Linked DNA regions of Mus musculus: regions 1 and 3 are each linked to region 2. The links are chromatin contacts, found by Hi-C or POLR2A ChIA-PET in ENCODE. All regions are on one chromosome and are shown on one strand. Each heading gives the region's core, a stretch centred on a gene start or an enhancer-like site at or near the end of the contact. The rest is flanking DNA. Distances are from core to core; before and after follow the strand shown.

Region 1 (4,103 bases), core at 93-2,592, 130 kb after region 2:
GCTATGATTAATTAAAAACTGATTGGCTCTGAGCTGTGCTTGGTGGCACACACCTGTAATTCAGCACCCGGGAGGCTGAATCAGACAGATCCTGAGTTGGAGGCCATCCTGGGCTACAATAGCAAAACCCTGTCTCAAAAGCCAATACACACACACACATACACACACACACACACACACACACACAGAGAGAGAGAGAGAGAAAGAGAGAGAGAGAGAGAGAGAGAGAGAGAACTAATCAGTACTGAACGGATCAAGAACCACTTCTTGCTTTTCCTAAATAATTTTCTAAAAATAGTCCCTCCAGAATACTAACCTTACTTTTACATGGTTTCTAGTTTCAGCATTCCAACTAGGGTTCTGCCAGGGAGACAAGAGTCTGGGGAAAGATACAGGAATTCTGGAAGAATATACCTGGCTCCTAGAAGGGAAGCTGAGAGGGAGAAAATGCCATGGTATGATTGAACCTGTGTCTGAACACTTAGCTACCTCAGCAGGAATTCCTTCCAGATCCCTTTTAAAGCTGAGGACTTTCGTTCTGATATGGTATGCTGCATCTGTGAGGTAAAGGAGAGGAGGAGAATCAGGAAATAAAAGGCTAGCCTGGGCTACCTAGTGAGGTCAGGGCCAGCCTAGGCTATGTGAGACCCTGTCTCAAACAACAGGAAGCTAAGGTCTACAATGAGAATAACTCTAGAATTAAAAAGGACAAATAGGGACACAGCCTTGACTCCCCCTCACAGCAGAGAGACCCCCAACTCAGCAATAAGTTCAACTTCTCCGAGCCCTCTACAGGTCAGGCTTAGGAAACGAGGAGCCTCTTGGGCTCCCAGACCTCATATGTATCCCCAGAGCTTCTAACTAAATAGAATTTACTTTACTTTACAGCTTTTAAACCTCAGGTGGGTTCTAAGTACCCAAAAAGGACCTGAAAAACGGAGAAAGCCATGGGGAACCTCTAGTAAAATAGGAGGTAGATTCTGAGTCTAGCAGATGTAGGTGGAAACGTCTATTGAGGTCCTAAGGGAGGGGCTAGTGCTCAAAGACAGGTCACTTTTCCTCAGGCCCTTTTACTTCTGGCTTGTTGCAAGAGATGCCCCCCTCCCTCATACAAACCCCGCTCAGGCTCCGCCCATCTCCTGGCACTGCTCTCAGGGGACGGGGTCTCCACTTCATGCTTTCTGTAATTAAAGATGATTTATACAACCGGAGTGTTATCTGACATTTGTGAGTGGAGGGCGACTGCAGTTGCTCCGGGCGGGACCAAGTCCCGAGGGCGGGGCGGGTGGGCTGGCGTCTGGTCCCCCGACAACAGGTGCACATTCCTGGGCGCCTCGTCACTTCCCCTGGCCTGAGGCCGCTATCCGGACAAACTTCACTGAGCGAAAGAGGCAGGGCCATGGCCTTAGGGGCGCTGCTTCTGCTTCTAGGGGTACTCGGGACGCCCCTCGCCCCAGGTAAGTCAGTTTGGGTCTCCAAGAGGCAGTGATGAGCAATGGTCACGGCCAGCCCCGGGAGCGTCACTTAGTGCTTTCCTTCGTCAGGCGCCCGCGGGTCGGAAGCCGAAGGCCAACTGATTAAGAAACTTTTCTCCAACTATGATAGCTCGGTGAGGCCGGCGCGGGAGGTGGGAGACCGCGTCGGGGTCAGCATCGGCCTCACCCTGGCGCAACTCATCAGCCTGGTGAGAGCGGCACTGCGGGTGGAGTCGCTGGGCAGGACCGACTGGGGGCGTGGCTTTAGACGCTGCCCAGAAGATCGACAGCCTGGGGGCGGGCGGGTTATGCTAAGAGGCAGACAAGCCTTTGGCGGTGATTGGGTAAAAATCAGACCAATGAACTAGTTCATGGGCGAGGCCTCTATGATAGGTACAGAATACTGTTCTGCTAACTCGCCTGTGGGCGGGTTTTGAGGCGGAGCTGGGGCAGAAGGACCTGCTACCGGGAGGACCTCGAGGCGGGGCTGTGTAATATTCTAGCAAAGTCCAGCAGAGCTTGGTACCTAAGCAGTCAATAAACAACTCTGAGCGGAGATTCAGAGTTGTATCCATTAGACGCCGGGCGTGGCCCGTGACTTAACCTCGACGTAAAAGAAAGGAAAGCAGGCACCAAGGCTGGTGTTTCGAGATTGATATGAGATGGAGTTTGCACCCAAGAAGGTGCAATTTAGAGAAAGGGACTAGAGATTCCATGGAGAAAGTAACTCACCGAACCCTCGTTTCCACCCACTTCATTTCACTTCTGCCTTTTAACTTTTCCATTCTAGAACGAGAAGGATGAAGAAATGAGCACAAAGGTGTACTTAGACCTGGTATGGAGACCTCGTGGGTTAGGGAAAGGCACCCTGTTTCCTTTATATTAATCTCCTGGAGTCCTCATCCCAGTAAGATTTTTTTTTAATAGTAACTCACAACGTACACATATAATAACTGAAACAGAATTTTCGATCAACAAATTTAAGATACAAGTTTGGGGATCACTAATTTGAATTCCCATCCTTGAAAGATCCTGAACTGCATGCAGGTTGAACATCACTTTAGGGTGGCTAGTTCAATCTCTTCAGTTATTTCTTAAATTATTCTATTTTTATTTTATGTGAATGGGTGTTTTGCTTGCATATGTCTGTGAAGCACATGCATAACTGGTGTCCGTGGAAGCCAGAAGAGGGCCCCTGTTCTCCTGGAACTAGAGTTACAGATGTTTGGGCCTTCCACGTAGGTGCTCGGAATCTATTTTGGGTCCTCTGGAAGAGTAGCCAGTGCCCTTAACCAATGAGGTATCTCTTTAGGCCCCTTCTTCGGTTTGAGACTGAAAAAAGAGAGTTCAGTCCAGGGCTCGGGACTGGGCGGAGGAAACCAGTTGACGTGAATCCCAGACAGTGACAGCATAGCCAGAACCTTTTTTCCTTTTCTCAGCCCTGTGCTTCTCCCCTTTGCACCCTCTTCCTGGCATTCTTTCTGACACCTCAAGCCTCTCCCAGCCCTTTAGCCTGAACAGCCCTTTAGCCTCTGCTTCCTTAGGAGTGGACCGACTACAGGTTAAGCTGGGACCCCGCAGAACATGATGGCATCGATTCTCTCCGCATCACTGCTGAATCCGTTTGGCTCCCTGATGTGGTGCTGCTGAACAAGTAGGGTCTTTCTAAAGCCTGGGCGGGGTTGAGGCATGAGGGGATTAGGGTAAGCCATGGTGTGTGTGTGTGTGTGTGTGTGTGTGTACCATCGGGGAAGGGGCAGGGTCTCCGGGGGACAGATCCAGATCCCATATGAAAAATCTCTTCCCTTTAGCAATGACGGAAATTTCGACGTTGCCCTGGACATCAATGTTGTGGTATCTTTCGAGGGCTCTGTGCGCTGGCAACCCCCTGGCCTGTACCGCAGCAGCTGCAGCATCCAGGTTTTCAAGCTTTTGTCTGACCTCAGGCTTCCTGACTCCCCAGCTACTCCCAATCCAGTGCCACCGTTCCTCCTGACCCAAACCTCTCGGTTGTCTGCCCTGACTTTCCACTGCCCTGTATCCTTGCTTTGGGATTCTGCCTTCTTCAGAGGTTGCCTGCCATATTTCTGATTCCCTTCTCCTTTGTAACCCGAGTCCAGTGACCTTCCAAACTCCCCTAGTCCTTCCTTGCCAGGTCTTTGGCAGCTCCAGTGTCTTCCCCTCCATCCAGGTCACCTACTTCCCCTTTGACTGGCAGAACTGCACCATGGTGTTTAGTTCCTACAGCTATGACAGCTCTGAGGTCAGCCTGAAGACGGGCCTGGATCCTGAAGGAGAGGAGAGGCAGGAAGTCTACATTCATGAAGGGACCTTCATTGGTGAGTGGACGTGGTTCTCACATCCAAGGCTGAGAGGCAGGTTCTCTTATGGATGCTCAGTGAACCTGGTGGGGTCAGCAACTTGGGGATGATGATCAATACTGCAAATATGGCAAAGGAAGCCAAGCGTGGTAAGTCAGACCTTTAATGCTAGCACTTGGAGGGGCAGGGTGAGGCAGGGGTATTGCTGTATATTCAGGGCCAGTCTGGACTACATTCAGATGCCCTGATTCTTAAAACAGACAAGCAAAAAATAGATGCAGCATACACAGGGATGATGAGATAGCTC
Region 2 (4,383 bases), core at 1,543-4,042:
CATCACACACACAAAGATTTAAAAAAAAAAAATCAGGTCTAGAGAGATGGTTCAGTACTTAAAGAGTACTTGCTGCTCTTCCAGAGGACTGAGTTTAAGTTCCTAATATCCATGTCAGATAGCTTGTGGTTATCTTTAACTTCAGCTCTGGGGCCTCTGGCCTCTGAAGGTTTGAGTTCTAGGACAGCCAAGGCTACAGAGAGAAACCTTGTCTCAGAAAACCAAAAATAAAATAAAATGAAAACATAATTTAAAAAACTATGTGCGCTGAAGGAGTAAAGCACGCGCCACGCAGGGTGATGACCTGGGTTCATTTTCACACCTATACACACCAGCACTCAGACACAAGGTTAAGGCCAGCATAGAATACACAGTACCCTTTCTTGAAAGAAAGAGAGAGGAGACCCCAGTGTGTTGGTGAATAACTTCAATCTCAGTACTTGGAGGCAGATGCAGGAGAATTCCTGTGAGTTTGAAGCCAGCCTGGTCTATATGAGTTCCAGGACAGCCAGAGCTCTATAGTGAGCTCATGTCTTATCCCTCCGACCTCAGGGGTTCTTTCTTTTCATTACCAAATCTATTTTCATTATGCTAAACAAACAAACAAACAAACAAACAAACAGGTAAGGGACGTAGGCACAGCTTGATCCTTGCTGAACACTCACTGGCCCTAGATTCAACTGCCTGGTACCATCAAATAAACGAGCAAGTACAGGCCAAAGCTGTGCTTTAGTACCTGAAGAGGTGTGTGACTGATAAGTCTAGGATTTTTTTTTTATAATCTGCCAAAAGATTCATCCCACTTTCCCCCTCCCTTATGGTCCATTCCCTAAATCCTTTGCATTAGGCAACCACTAATATATTTTTTGTGTATCGTGTTTGTGACATTTACAGTTCTACTAATTGTCTCTGAATAGCCCTAGCCCCAAGCTTTGCACCATTTGGCTTTTACAGTTGTCACATGTGTCCAGAAGTTCATATCTTTTTCAGTACTGGGACAGAATTTTAAAATAGGGTTTTACTATGTAGCACAGGCTGGCAATCTTCCTGTTTAGCCAGGAGATAGGATTACTGGCATGTATTACCACACCCAGAGAATGACCATAAACTTCCCATCCTCCTTCCTCTGCCTCTGGGTCCTTAGGTGCTGCAATTACAGGGAGGGAGGGTGGCAGGCCCTGTGCCTGGCTAGGATTGGATTATGTAGGCTACCATAGCCTTGAACTACTGATCTGCTGATCTCAGCTTTCTCAGTGCTGGCATTCCACAGAAAACGACAGAAAATTCAGGAAAAGTGACTGAAAGATATAGGGTGGATAGTTCTACTGTGCTACACAAACACGTAATAATTCCAATTAAGTGCTTGCAAGCGTTCCAGTAAGTTGGAGATTAAGATATCATTTAATATCCTTACTTAGTGGTAAAGAAATTAAAAGTACAGTAATTTGAAGTGATTTCTCAAAACTATAGGTGGCAGTGCATGCCTTACATCCCAACACGAGAGGCAGAGGCAGGTGGATCTTAAGGCCAGTCTGGTCGACTGAGTGAGTTCCAGGACAGCCAGAGCTACACAGAGAAACCCTGTCTTGAAAAACAACAACAAAACCACCACTACCACCAAAAAGGTTTAGATTCCTAGACCAGATTTTTTTGTTTTGCTTTTGAGTCAAGAATTCACACTGTACAGACCAGACTGGCCTTGAACCCACCTGGCTCTTACAGGATTAAGGGAGTGCTCCACCACGCCTGCATTATCTAAGGAGTAGGAATCCTGATCGCTCATCTTTAGATAACGTCAAAGTAATTTAATATTGCACTGTTTTGTTTTTTTCTATTCTCCTGCTCCAGTTTCTCAAACTCAGAGATTACAGGCATCATAAATTTCAAGACCAACTTTATGTGCTGGCTTTATAACAAGTCTCAGCCTCCTAGCGATCTGGCAATAAAGTCTGTGTCGCCTGGTCCAGAGCCACTCTTCTCATAGGGAGTTTGATTTTGGAAGAAACATTAGACATTTCCTTTTAGAAACCTCAAGCCGACCTGGGAAAACAATCGGAAACGCTATGTAGTTCTCTTTATTTAGGATTTAGAAAGGAAAAGCTTCTATGCGAACCTTAGGAATCAACACTAACCAGGGTTTAGACAAGATGGTGGCTTGTATCGGATAGCTCTGGATACTGAAACTATAGCGCACAAGTTGTGTAAAGTACCGAAGCCGGGATGGTTGTAATCCGACCACACTAGCGTGAGAGCAGAGTCTCCCACGGAAAGCAGTCTCTTGAGCACGTGCAGAGCTGGGACAGCGATTCGGAGAAGAGCCACACACCTAACTAGAAAGGTTCTCAGAAACGTGTTTGTGAGTTGTTCAATTCCAGTTAAAGCCGAGGTGTGGCGCCTGCTCAGACGCATGCGTTCTTGACGCCGCAAGCAGCACAGTGGCGTGGTCTTTTCAACACCCCGCGTAGGGACGACGTCTGAGGTGGAAGGGGCGTTTAGGATTCCTAACACGCATGCGTTGAGACCCAGGCGTTTCCTTCGGAGGGTGTGGAGTGCAGGGTTCTGTATTGCGCAGCCGCAAGGGTTGCCCGGTAGAGCGAGCTGTCGCTCAAGGGGAGGGAAGAAGAGGTTGAAGGGATTTAAAAAAAAAAAAAAAAAACCCGGTGCGCCTGCGCATTGCCGACTGGTTGGAAGCACTACGGACTGGAAAGGGGCGGGGTCACGTGTGTGCGTCATCCGATGGGTAGGTGGGAGAGAGGGTGGAGATCGGGGAGGGTCCATGCGCTTGCGCAGTGCGGGGGTGGAAGGTGGTGGAGCTACCTAGCACGCTTGCGCGGCTGTCATAGGGCTGCTTGGTTGGTCAGTGGGGAGTCGGCGCCTGCGTACTAAGACCCGTGTGCAGCAGCGGCGGCGGCGCTAGAGGCGGCGGCGGCGGCGGCGGCAGCACAGTAGCGGGTTCGGAGGCAGCAGTTGGGCTCGCGGCGAGCGGACCAGGTCAAGTCAGTGCGTTCGCGCGAGGTGAGAGCGGGCAGGGCGCGCCTGCGCGTAACCTCGGTTTGAGCTACGAACGAGAGACGGAACTACGCGGGGGTCGGGGAGGGGGGCAGAAGGGAGCGGCGGCTGTCGCCGCACGGGTTCGGTGAGGGAGCGGCGCGAGGTGCGGAGAGGCGGGTGCAGGGCCCGGTTGGCGCGAGGGGTGACGGTTGGGGCCGGCCGGGTGACGTTGGAGCGACGCAGGGCGGGGGACGGCGAGCCGCGAGGCCGCCACGCGGGAGAGGCCGCCAGGCGGCCACGCCGGGGCGAGGGCCCGGGGCCAGATCGGCCCAGACAGGGCAAAGGCTCCTGTGCGGTTGAGGACCGGCGCTGCGCGGCCACGTGAGGTGGGGGAGGGGGCTGTTAGGTGAGGGCATGTGGAGGGGGTTGGCGGCCGGCGGGGGGAGGGGAGGCGGCATGGTCCTGGCCTGGCGCAGCTTTGGGGCAGGGGCAGCCGTAGCACCGGAAGTGTTCCCCATTGGAGGCTGCCCTCGGGGTCCGAGGCCATGCGGCCGAACGTTGACCGGGGCCGCATGGCTGCACGGGGACCCCTCCCCCCTGGCCCGGGCCACCGGAAGCCCCGGGCGACCACATGGTGGGCGCGAGCCGGCAACCCTCAGCGCAAGGAGCTCTGGTCTTTTTTGGGTTTCTCCGGAGCCTTGGATTTTGGCGTGCGGGAGAGACCCTACCCTTGGGTCTCACTCATCCCGCAGGGCCCGTTGCAGGCATATGTTAGTGTTCCCCAGCCTCATGGGCCTCTGGAGCTCATCCCTCAGTCTTCATATGAAGTGAGACGTCCAGCCAGATGTAAGTGGTACTGCTTTGCTGGGGAAACCGGGAAAAGTGGGGAAACTGAGGGCGATTGGACTGATGCCCAACTCTTTCTCGGCCCATGCCGACAGCGCCTGAAAGTAGTGAGCTTCTAGTTCCCCTGCGGTGATCTTCGATCTTCACCATGCCAGTGCCTTCCCTGTCGTGTTTTGTTTGGGAGTTACTGTGTTTTAAAGTCCTTTACTCTGCCAGCCTAGTACGATTTCTATTACTACTACGAATCTTTTGCTTTCATTTTATTGTCATTCACCACCCCTCACTTTCTACTGACTGTACAGGCTGGGCCTGAAAAGCCGACAGGACTGGTGCATCCTGGGAAAAGTGGGAGGGCCATCGACAAAAGGCTGAGTTCCCTTCGGGAACTGAGATCGAAATGTTTGGCAGTGGGATCCTTTAGGAAACTACTTTCTCTCCCTTGACTGCATCTGCAAGTGCACGTTGGAGGCGGGAATCCCCCAAAGAGGCCTTGTGGTTTCCTGTACCAATGACTGGCTTGTGTGTGGACAGGGTGGGGGGGTGGTG
Region 3 (4,399 bases), core at 842-3,341, 96 kb before region 2:
TTCCCACATATATGAGCAGAACTCCCATGTGAGGCAGGCAGGCTTCTCCTTAAATAAATTGCCCTCAAAACACTGCTGGTGAACACTAAAGCTCACCAAGCCACCCCAAACACCAGATTCTCCATTTCCTTATAGGTACAAAATGATCACTCCAGGAGGCACCTGTGGCCAAATCCATCCTTTTCTCAGATGTGAACCCCAAAACTAAACTGTGACCCCCTCTAATAGATCTTACTTCTGAGGCTCTCACTCCAGTGCCTGCAGCCCTAGATAAGGCCTACCTAACCCTTCTCCACAAATTCATTACCTACTCCCCCTCCCCACGGCTTCCCCATCATGCTTACCTTGGTTGTCACTATACAGAGACAGTCCATGTTGGGGGGCCTGGCCGCGGCGGCGAGTAGGGGGCTCTGACTTCATTGGAGTTTTGTTCCTCCCCTCGGTGGGTTCTCACCCCTCCCCCCTCCGCACCCCACTTTTGCAGGGGGGGCCAGGATGGGGGGAGGGGTGAGAGGGGAAGGAGAAGGTTGGAGAAGAGAAGGGTAGGGGAGCGTGGAAGGGAGGGGGGACCCTAAAAGGGGCTCCCCAGTGGAGGGGAGGGGGCTTGAGGAGCACACCCCGATTCTCAGGAGGGGTAGGGGCACAGGGGGCTGGCAGCCCCGGAGTTCTGGGGCTGGGGCATGAGCTGGGATGGGGGAGGGGAACTGGATTTCGGGAAGCCCCGGGGTATGCGGGGGTCTTGCCAAACGGCCAGGGGCTAGGGGCCGTGGCGGGGGAGTGGGGTGGGGGGGGTTGGAGATGGCAGCGGCCGATGTAGCCGCGGAGCCGAGGAGGGAAGGGGAGAGAGGAGGAGAGAGGAAGCAGGGGGAGGGAGGGAGGGAGCTAGGAGCCAGAATGGGGGGGGTGCCTTGGCAGTGTTAACTCCTTCACTGCTGGCAGGAACCCGGATAATGGGAAAGGAGCTAGAAGCACAAGCAGAGAGGCCCTACGGCAAACATGGAGACCTGGCTAACCTCGGTGATGACAGCAAAGATGAGGAGGATGGAATTCCTCCTTAGAGGAAAAAAGCCCACAGCTGGGAGGGGAGCATCCCTCCTTGGTTGAGTGCAGGAGGGAGGCCATAGCGTGGGGTAAGGGGTTGAGGGAGGGGCTGGCAGTAGAGAATCTTGGGGACCTAGTTCTCCCCTAGGAGTCACAGGAAGAAGTCTGAAAAGTAATTAAGTATGACCTGGACTTCCTGGTATTGAAATTGGGGCAATGCAAGAAAGGGGAGAAGAAAGGAGAAAGGGCATAGGGCTGGCTGCCCACAGACAGCACTGCTGGTGCCCCAACTCCTCAGTCAGTACTAGGGATCATGTTGCCTGGGCCCCTAAGTCTCAGTTTAGAATTAGAAGAATGTACTCTTGTCCCTCCAGTCCTGCCAGCTCAGGCAGTCAGGAAGCCAGGCACCCACCGTCATCACCTTACCTGACTCTCTGAGATACAAGCCTCATAATAGTCCAGGATGTCTGTCACAGGAACAGAATTAAGTCACCCTCCCAAATCCCGGGGCCCTCTGGCCACCCCTGCTACCCCTGGCTTCTGTGTGTCAAGAGAGGCTCCTCCGGCTAGGATGGATGCTGCTAGGAGGTACAGTGTGATGGCTCTATACAAGCGAGAGCCTGGACTAGATGCTCTGAGTATTTCCAACCAGCCTAGAACCTGTAATGCTTGACCCCATACCACAGGCCAGCCCTGTCCACTGTGGCCCCTCAGAACACCAGCCTTACTCACCCAGCAAGGCCTGGAAGAGATCACTGTGCAGCACTGTGAGGAGGGGAGGTGCCCACCGCAGTAGTGGGGGGGCCAGTAGCCAGAGGGCTGACCTGGGAGCTGGTAAAAAAGCAAGTGACAAAGGATCGAGACCAAGCCACTTACCCACTTAGTCATCTAAGGTTTCCCAGCCTTTGTCTTCTTTTTCCAGACACCATGGATAGATTCAGGAAGAGAAGGAGCCCCTGGGCCCCCATCCCAGATCCAGATCACCCCCTCAAAGACCCGGGTTGGTTTTTTTTTTTCACCTCTTGGTCTCTGGGACATCTCTCTTCTCTCGATTTAATCTCCCTAATCCGCCAAGATTGAAGTTGAGCTGCCTTCAGCCTACGCAGTTGTAGCTAGTAAAGTGGACAATCGGTCTAGATTCCATTCTTCCCCAGGTCACCAGGTAACACTTTGCTCCGCATAGTGTACCTTCCCAAATGCCAGGCATAATTTAGCTGCTTTTCTGTGAGTGGGAAAGAGGATTTTATCTAAGGCAGTCCCAGCAACCCAGAGTTAAGCTCTTTTTCTCCCCAGGCCTGACCATACTGAGAAGGGGTCGGGGGCAGTGACATGGCTCACTGAGTAAAGGAACTCACTGCCAAGCCTGTCATCAGGGACCCACATAAATGTGGAGAGAACTATTGGAAGTTGTCTTCTGATAAGGGCTTATGTGAGTGCACACTCGCATAAGCAGACTTTTAGATGAGGTTCAAGACAGCTCAGCAATCAGAGCATGCGTTGCTCTTAGGCAGAGGACTTGTGTTCAGTCTCCAGTGTCCACATACATGGCAGTGTACAGCTAACTGTATGTAATTCCAGTTGCAGGTGATCTAATGCCTTCTTCTGACCTTGGTGGGATATATATATATATATATATATATATATATATATACACACAAAACACTCATATATATAAAAATTTTAAAATAAACCTTTAAAGCCTAAAAAAAAAAAAAAAAAAGGGAGGGCTGGAGAGATGTCTCAGGGGTTAAAAGCACTGACTGCTCTTCCAGAGGCCCTGAGTTCAATACCCAGCAACCACATTGTGGCTCACAGCCATCTATAATGGGATCCGATGCCCTCTTCTGATGTGTCTGAGGACAGCTACAGTGTACTCACATACATAAATTAAAAAACAAACAAACAAAAAAACTAGCCTGGCAGTGGTGGCGCACACCTTTAATCCCAGTACTTGGGAAGGAGAGGCAGGCAGATTTCTGAGTTCAAGACCAGTCTTGTTTACAGAGTAAGTTCCAGGACAGTCAGGGCTACACAGAGAAACCCTGTCTCAGAAAAACAAACCACCACCAACAACAACAAAAACCATACAACACACACACGATGCATTTTGCTCTTCCAGAGGACCTTAGTTCTGTTCTCAGCAACCACGTCGGGAGACTCACAACTTCCCTCCAGCTCCACAGCTTCTGGTCTCTGTATCTATAGGCACTGCACCCATGTGCACACGCTAATATACAGACACACAGAGACACACATAAAGTTCTTTTTTAAAAAAAAGTATTCATTTCCTAAGACTTATGTATTTGGAGTCTTCACTCTAGCAGGGTCTATGTGGCCTCAAATTCATAGTGATCGTGATTTATTATCTCCCAAAGTCCATGAGAGACTAGAGGTGCCTACTACGCGCTTTTAGAAGTGTTTTAAGTTGGTGAAATCTTCTAGATCTCAGAATTCGCTTAGAGTACACCCCAGCTTGAGTCTGCCACCTCACGCCCCTCTTTATTTGAAGGAGAATTTTTTTCCTTATAATCCAGGTCTCTGCATCTGATATTTTCCTTTCTCTCTTTTAACTTTAGCTAGGAAGTCCTCCCTCCAGTCTACCTCCAACCTTCTAGTCATTTAATTCTTCCTTCTCTTATCTAATCTCTTCCCTTTTTAGTGGATCAGACTTTAGTTTAGACCAGCGGCTCTATAGAGTTTGGGAAAGAAAACGGATCGTTTGAAGATGGATCACCCTAGGTCAGGTAGAATACAGGGACCGGGCACACGTCGGAACTTCAGCTCCCACCATGCATCGAGGCCCAAGACCACGCCCCCACCACGCAGTGCATTGTGGAGCATGAGTCAGGGCCCAGACACACAACCTTTGGGCAGGCGAGACGCGAAGAGAAGAGGTCAGTGGTCAAGACTTCGGCGGCGGCTTTGGAGATGCAGTCGGCTCGGATGACCCCGAGTGTGGGGCGACAGCTGCTGCGGCTGGGGGCCCGAAGGTCCGTATATAGCAAGGGGACACTGGGTCTGGGAACCAGGGCAGAACTGAACCCCGACTCCTTACAGCTCGCGATCTACTACTGTGCTTCAGGGACAACCCCGGCCTATCTCTGCCCAGCGACTTTATGCCAGGGAGGCCACTCAGGTAAGTGACAGTGGATGAGGGAGACGGACGTAGAAATGCGAGTTGCCAGTTCCCACTAGCCTGCGACCGACAGGGGTCTCTCTCTTCGACCCAGTCACCTGGTGGCAGTTCTGTCACTGAAAGTAGGGGAAAGGGCACGCCAGGGTGCCCTAGTGAGAAAGTAATGGAACATGCACCAAACGCACTTCCTAGAGCTAGCGCTTCCTGCACACCTTTTAAGAC

Evidence for each region. Hi-C counts contacts between places; a loop is a spot of excess contacts on that map. ChIA-PET counts read pairs that join two places held with the same protein, here RNA polymerase II (POLR2A).
Region 1: POLR2A ChIA-PET joins it to region 2 with 10 read pairs in embryonic stem cell. The contact joins the promoter of Chrnb1 here to the promoter of Eif5a in region 2. POLR2A ChIA-PET finds 5 or more read pairs at or near these places in 5 of 5 experiments (Patski and embryonic stem cell).
Region 3: POLR2A ChIA-PET joins it to region 2 with 26 read pairs in embryonic stem cell. The contact joins the promoter of Dlg4 here to the promoter of Eif5a in region 2. A Hi-C loop is called at or near these places in 2 of 37 maps with a recorded cell type or tissue (heart and v-Abl transformed pro-B cells). POLR2A ChIA-PET finds 5 or more read pairs at or near these places in 4 of 5 experiments (Patski and embryonic stem cell).

Annotation. Positions count from the first base shown.
Region 1 is chr11:69,793,176-69,797,278 of GRCm38, reverse strand. It overlaps Chrnb1 (cholinergic receptor, nicotinic, beta polypeptide 1 (muscle)), which reads left to right and starts at 1,342. Exons shown (of 11, transcript NM_009601.4): 1 at 1,342-1,457; 2 at 1,545-1,684; 3 at 2,266-2,310; 4 at 3,020-3,129; 5 at 3,287-3,395; 6 at 3,667-3,814. The coding sequence starts at 1,400. It overlaps Fgf11 (fibroblast growth factor 11), which reads left to right. Exons shown (of 5, transcript NM_001362623.1): 5 at 1-1,211.
Region 2 is chr11:69,919,795-69,924,177 of GRCm38, reverse strand. It overlaps Eif5a (eukaryotic translation initiation factor 5A), which reads left to right and starts at 2,792. Exons shown (of 6, transcript NM_181582.4): 1 at 2,792-3,015.
Region 3 is chr11:70,014,895-70,019,293 of GRCm38, reverse strand. It overlaps Dlg4 (discs large MAGUK scaffold protein 4), which reads right to left and starts at 2,091. Exons shown (of 22, transcript NM_001370675.1): 1 at 2,061-2,091; 2 at 1,774-1,872; 3 at 1,468-1,508. The coding sequence starts at 2,079. Acadvl (acyl-Coenzyme A dehydrogenase, very long chain) reads left to right here and starts at 3,866. Exons shown (of 20, transcript NM_017366.3): 1 at 3,866-4,031; 2 at 4,099-4,177. The coding sequence starts at 3,970.